2 separate regions of the Homo sapiens genome follow, and region 1 is linked to region 2. The links are chromatin contacts, found by Hi-C or POLR2A ChIA-PET in ENCODE. All regions are on one chromosome and are shown on one strand. The core of a region is the stretch at or near the end of the contact, and the rest is flanking DNA. Distances in the headings are between cores, read along the strand shown. Region 1 overlaps DCLK2 (doublecortin like kinase 2). Region 2 has its middle 81 kb from the start of DCLK2.

The links. A loop is a pair of places that touch in the nucleus more often than their neighbours do. ChIA-PET counts read pairs that join two places held with the same protein, here RNA polymerase II (POLR2A). Pooled maps may share reads with other maps.
Region 1: a loop to region 2 is called in a map of right cardiac atrium, with 4 times the contacts of the local background. The contact joins two enhancer-like sites. A Hi-C loop is called at or near these places in 43 of 168 maps with a recorded cell type or tissue (A673, CD14-positive monocyte, Caco-2 and 31 more), 2 of 37 single-sample maps with no recorded cell type and 13 of 50 pooled maps. POLR2A ChIA-PET finds 5 or more read pairs at or near these places in 5 of 52 experiments (A673, AG04449, AG04450 and 2 more).

What each region holds. Positions count from the first base shown.
Region 1 is chr4:150,223,017-150,226,488 of GRCh38, reverse strand. It overlaps DCLK2 (doublecortin like kinase 2), which reads right to left. Exons shown (of 16, transcript NM_001040260.4): 8 at 1,931-1,988. Among named protein-coding and RNA genes, the nearest start is that of DCLK2, 150 kb to the right of the region's middle. Within about 2 kb of position 1,433, at least 2 of the 41 ENCODE cell types and tissues checked have a DNase peak (open chromatin) inside an H3K27ac peak, as active enhancers do.
Region 2 is chr4:149,996,206-149,999,528 of GRCh38, reverse strand. No RefSeq gene overlaps it. Among named protein-coding and RNA genes, the nearest start is that of DCLK2, 81 kb to the left of the region's middle. Within about 2 kb of position 1,473, at least 3 of the 41 ENCODE cell types and tissues checked have a DNase peak (open chromatin) inside an H3K27ac peak, as active enhancers do.

The sequences.
Region 1 (3,472 bases), core at 184-2,683, 230 kb before region 2:
AACCTGGCTCACCAAATTATGATACGTTCTGCTTAAATCACACACCACCACATCGAAAGCAGAACCCTTACATGTATGGAGAAAAGGCTATTACAGTGAAAAACATTAGTAATATCGCTAGAACAATAAGTAAAAGCATATCAAATTATTTAAAGAAAATTAAGCAAAAGAAAACCTTATTCAAAGGAAAAGGGGCATTTTGCACAGTCTATGCAGTCTATGCTTCAGTAATTATCACAGTGTGGTTAAAAAAAAAAAAAAAAGTAAATGACAAATTTGCCTCCTGGATTTTCCATTCTGGAGTTCTGAGAAGATTTTTCTAAACCATTCGAGCAGAATATTTTACATTTCCTGTTAAAAATACACTATTTTGTAGAAGTCCAATGAAGACCAGTTTAGGGGTTCCATAACTATAAAATGACAACTATCAGATCAAATCCTGCTAATTATAAATTCTAAACTCCTCTGGCATATTAATAATGTTAGCAGTTAACATGTGTTGAATTCTTATTATATACTAGCACTTCTCTGTTTTCCATGGCTTAATTCAACCAATTTTCACAATAATCTTATGTTCTAGGTGTCGATAATAACCACATTTTAAAGGAAGAAATAGAGGGGTTAAATAAATTTTCCAAGAAGAGGCAGGGCCAGGAATACACTTTATAGAATCTGGCTCTAGAGCAGCAGTGTCCAGCATAAATATACACCATGATCCATATACGTAATTCTAACCAAGAACCACATTAAAAAGCAAGGTTTTTAAAATTATAACTTAATATATCCAAATATTTTCATTTCAACATGTGATCATATACAAAGATATTAATGAGGTATTTCACATTCTTTTTTTAGTACTAAGTCTTCAAAATCTGGTGTGTATTTTATACTTAGCAGCCTATTTCAATCCAGACTCGCTACATTCAAGTGCTTTGTAGCTGTACGTGACTGGTAGCTCTGGTGTTGAACGATGTAGCTCTACAGCTTGTTCTCTTAATTGATGTGTTACCACAATGGAATCTAAAAAGGTCTTTGTCATTGCTGCAACGGAATATTTATTTTTTCAAACATAGTTAAAGTATCAGTAACTGCAGCAGCATTTTATTGGTTGATCTTTTCCCAACCCCAGTTAGAGAGTGGGACAGAAGGAAAAAAGTTTATCTTATTGAGGAGATGATTCTTCACAGCATTTCTGCTCATGATGCATCAGCTTCTGTTCCAAACTATCTTTCCAAGGATGTTTGTCCAGGAAACACCCTTGGAACACAAAGATGAGTCTCCCTTACGGGCAAACGGCAGATGTGTTTCCTGACCAGGATAATGAAAATAATATTCTCCTCTGAGGCAAAGACTGGGCAGCATTGCTAGCACCTCCTCCTAAGACTGAGGGTTTCCTAAGCTCAGAGTTCCCCAGCTATGACATAAACCCACTGTGTGTAAATCATCCAGCTGGGCTCCTCAGCCTCACCACTATGGGACTTGGGAGTTAAGGGGAACCAATGCAAGCATGAAGCTCATGCTACCTGCTGTGTCAGGAATAACAAATCCTTTTGTCTCTGACTCAGAAATCTTGTGTTCTGCTGGCCTGTATGAAGCTGGAAGGCTTTGTTAGCTTGCAAGTAAAGTCCCAGGTCCCTCAGAGTTCTTGACGCACCTTTTGAGTATTGTTGGGTGTTAAAATAGGTATCTCCCAGAGAAAAGAATCTACGTTTTCTAGTTAGGACCAAGATCAAATCAATTTACTGTTTTAGGATTAAAGTTTCTGAAAAATAGCAGGAATAAAACCGCTTAACTGTTTTTCCCACTATTACTGGTCTCTACTCCTGCTGTGATAGTTGTGTCAAGTCCCCACTTAAATTCCTTCATCACAGTAAACACCTCACCAAGTTACTCTAGTTTCTTTCAGAACTAGGGGTTATGCATACTATACCTTTCCACAACATTTGGCTTTGTCTATAATCTTTAGGGCAAACTCCTTTCCAGTGGACCTATGGAATAATCAGAGGAAGACCATTTAAAGACATAAATTAAATACCATCATTCCTGTTTTCTTTCTTTTTTATACTTTAATTTTTTTTTTTTTTGTAGAGATGAGATCTCATTATGTTGCCCAGGTTGGTCTTGAACTCCTGGGCTCAACTGATCCTCCTGTCTCAGCCTCCCAAAGTGTTGGGATTACAGGCGTGAGCCACCACACCTGGCCCATTCCTGTTGTATTCTACAGCACAGACCCAGGAAGGAAAAACTTGGCTCTTTCTCTGTGCATTAAAGAAAATATCTAGTGGAGTCAGGGGACAAAGGTACCCAAAAAATTAAAAACAAAAACAAAGCCATACTGTATGTTAATTAAATATTCTTTCATAAATATTAACTATAATATTAAGAAACTCATATTTAAAGTATTTCAATTCTGTTACATCAGGGAGAGGCAGGAAATAGTTTTTCTATATGTAAATCTCAAAATAGTTCTCTTAGGAGACAGAATAAAGTTTTAAAAAACCAAATTAACAGAAAATTTTATTATCAATATATTTTTACATTAGTCCATTAACAACATTAGCCCATAATTCAAAAGTGAAAAGTCCCCTGACTTTCATTATTTCTCAGCCAAAACTTCAGCTAGGATCTGATCTGGTACCAAGTTAGTCACATCTTTAAATGTTCTTTCCTGGCACTAGAGAGATCATTCGCATGGATATAAGAATCTTGATGTTATTTATTTATTTATTTATTTATTTATTTATTGAGAGAGAGTCTTGCTCTGTCAGCCAGGCTGGAGTGCAATGGCGCAATCTTGGCTCACTGCATCCTCCGCCTCCCAGGTTCAAGCAATTCTGTCGCCTCAGCCTCCCAAGGAGCTGGGATTACAGGCACCTGCCAACACCACTGGGCTAATTTTTGTATTTTTAGTAGAGATGGGTTTCACCATGTTGGCCAGGCTGGTCTTGAACTCCTGACCTCAGGTGATTCTCCCGCCTCGGCCTCCCAAAGTGCTGGGATTACAGGCGTGAGCCACTGTGTCCAGCCATTATTTAATTTTTAATCACCTTTAAAATAATTTAATTTTAACATGCCAAAAATGTCTTTGAGTATAGAAAAAGCATTCAATAAAGAACACCACAGTACTCATAGAATACACTTGTTATCTCAAGTGCAGCTGGATTTGCCAGGTGGTTGTAGTACACACTCATGAGGCCTGGCTTGGAAGAATCACTTGTCCTTAAATTGTTCTCCCTATAACAAAAACTAAATCCTGCCTCAGATTTCTGACTAGTCTTTAAAAGTCATACTTTAGATGCTTACTTTGTTACTTAGGTGGCAGTCTGTGTATAAGAACTGGGTAAAAGGACTCAGAGAACAAGGCATTATCTTGTGTACCAATATAAGGAGTACTAAAGCTTCACTGGAGATGTAACAAAACAGAAAAACTGTAGTTACCAAAACTTTCTGGAAAAATCTCCAGAAATGATAA
Region 2 (3,323 bases), core at 224-2,723:
CCATTCAAAAATGCAAATTTTGGGCAATCTATAAATAATGCTGGCTGGAGTAAACAAAATCCCTATTTTCAGCATTTGAAATACGGGGAGTTTTCTTAGAGAAGAGAGAAGATTTAGGACTTTGTCTTACTGATTCAATGTCATTGTGTATAAGTTTAAAAATTATTACAAAAATGCTCCGATTATTATGAAAACATATGCACAGGTACTTGCTACAGAAAAGCAGCTTTGTGTATAGAATTCTCATTGACGTTATCAAGAATAGCTATTGTGGAGGAAACAGTTGGAACCCAGGTTCTGAAAGTATTTGATCAGAAGTTCTGCAAATCAACAAAACCTTTTTCCTATCATAAAAATAAAACCGATTTTTAAAATACATATTCATGGGTAATCACAAAACCTGCAATGCTCCTTTTCTCTGGTAAGACAATATCTTCTTTTTGCACAGCACTTTTTAATAATCTGTATGCTGTTGTACATTATGTGAATAAACAATAATATCTGAAGACACAAACAGTGTTGGATAGTGGTAACACTGTTACGCAGCAGGTGATTTTGTGTTGCAAGCACGAAGGAACAATTTTCTTATTTCTTATTTCTTTTTTTTTTTCGAGACAGAGTCTTGCTGTGTTGCCCAGGCTGGAGTGCAGTGGCATGATCTCAGCTCACCGCAACCTCTGCCTCCCAGGCTCAAGGGATTCTTGTGGCTCAGCCTCCCAAGTAGCTGGGAATACAGGTGTGCGCCACCAAGCCCGGTTACTTTTTGTATTTTTTGTAGAGATGGGGTTTCACCATATTGGCCAGGCTGGTCTTGAACTCCTGGCCTCAAGTTATCTGCCTGCCTCGGCCTCCCACAGTGCTGGGATTACAGATGTGAACCACCAGGCCAGCCAGAACAACTTTCAATTTTTACTCTAAACAGAAAGGAAGTGTCTCTTCCAATGGAATAAAGGTCAAAACCCTCTTTTGATAGCCATAAAATCATAGAGCAAAAGCCACCAATGTTTTTCTTAATATTTCACATAGTAAATATTTCAGATTTTGCAGGCCATAAGACCTCTATCACAACTACTCAGCTCTGAAGTTGTGGTTTGAAAGCAGCCATAGACAACTTGTAAACAAGAGAGGATGGCTGTGTTCCAATAAAACTTTACAAAAACAGGTAGTGGGCTGGATTTGGCCTTGGGCTGTAACTGCCAACTCCTGGCACAGATCACTGAGTATGCAGCTTCAGAACGGAGAACTGCTCTTACAGGGACAACCAGAAAACTTGCTCCAGAAAGACATGCAGAGCTACAGAACCTGGCATGGAAGTAGAGGGAAGCAGGACTTTCAGGGACAATGATTCAGTAGCTATGAGACTGCAGTGTGAGAGAGTAAATGAGCAAAGACTAAGATACTACTGGATTCAAAACTGCAAATGACACAGATGAGCAAACATGGAAGGCAGTGCCTGATGAGTCAGCAACAACAAAGTGTTAACAGAGAGCTAGTGTTCAAATAAGATGAAACGCTCACACCTCTGTAGGAGTGAGGAATACAAGGCTTCCTTATTGTTGGTCTCTAGGGTCAGCCTCATGTTCCTGGAGACACTGCCACTGTGCTGTCTCCTGTGTGGAGTGTGGGCGTAGACAGTGAACACGTGAGCAAGTGAATGTGTAATATAGCCACTTTGAATCATTTTATCTGGATGAACCCTTCAAATAATTTTCATGTCTCAGGGAAACTGCACAAAAATTTTCATATCTGCAGCTCGTGGTGCTTTAGCAGGGTCAGTAATTTGTAGGTATGATAATCCAAGAATGATTGTCAATGGTCTTTTGAATAGAGAATGCAGTTTTCCTGGGGATCCATTTATTTTGGCCAACCTATTAACCTACTCATTTTGTTTGTTCCCCCTCTCCACCAAGCATATAAACCCCACAAAGCAAATCAGTAGTTGTAGGTAGATGACACTCAGTTTTTCTTTCCTGTTAAAAAAAATTACCTGTTTGATTGTGTGTGTGTACATGTGTGTATGTGTGTGCTTTCACCTTATCCAATTAGGCCTATGTATTTGTTTCCAATTGCTGCTGTAACAAATTACCACAAACTTAGTAACTTAAAACAACCCTAATTTATTATTGTGCTATTCCGGAGACTAGAAAATCAAAATGGGTTAGTAGGGCTGCATTCTTCTGGAGGCTGCAGAGAAGAATCAATTTCCTTGCCTTTCCCAGCTTCTAGAGGCTGCCTGCATTCCTTGGCAGTGGACTCTTCCTCCATCTTCAAATCTTGCATCTTAACATCTTCAAATCATTCTCTCTCCCTCTCTTCCAACCCCAGCTTTTCTGCTCTTTCCTATAACAACCCTTGTGATTACATTAGGCTCACCTGGACAATCTGAGCTACTCTTTATATTTTAAGACCCTAAATTCAAATCAATCTGTTAACTCTCTTTTGCCTTGTAAGATAACATATTAATAGATTCCAGGCATTAAGATGTGGACAACTTTGGGGGCCATTATTCAGCCTACCACAGCCTAAAAGTTTTATCACAAATTTTTATGGGACAAAAAACTGATATGGTGTGTACAAGAGTAGTTTCTTCTTATTTAGAGAAAAAATGACTTTTCAGCAAAACTTTTTCTTTCATTCTTTTTTTTTTTTTGAGACAGGGTCTCACTCTGTCACCCAGACTGGAGTGCAGAGGCGCGATCAAGGCTCACTACAATCTCTGCCTCCCAGACTCAAGGGATTCTCCTGCCTCAGCTTCTGGAGTAGTGGGGATTAAAGTCATGTGCCACTACCGCCTGGCTAATTTTTGTATTTTTAGTAGAGATGGGGTTTTACCATGTTGGCCAGGCTGGTCTTGAACTCCTGACCTCAAATGACCCACCCACCTAGGCCTCCCAAAGTGCTGGGACTACAGGTGAGCCACCGTGCCTGGCTGAAACTTTCTTGAAAAATATAGGCAGTTAAGTTTAGATTACTTTACTTAAAATTAATTTCTTTCCATTCATAAATTTTTAAAGCTCATGAGACAAACGTAATAAATTTCTGCTAAATATCTGTCTTAAGCCAAAATGGGATTTAATTTCCTAAAGGTAGACTGTGTAGACTTAATTTAAATACAAGCTGTAAATTAATTTTAATTAATGTTTTCAACTTGAACATTGATGATGTTGAATAGTAAAGCGCCTAAAGCCATAACCCAAACAATATGAATAAAATATAGTCTAAGACAGTTTTAGTCAGGATTTTGAAGAAATAATTTGCTACTGATTGACATGATCAGGCTTAAATATAGTTACAAAATTATTACAAACGTATAGAGTTACAAA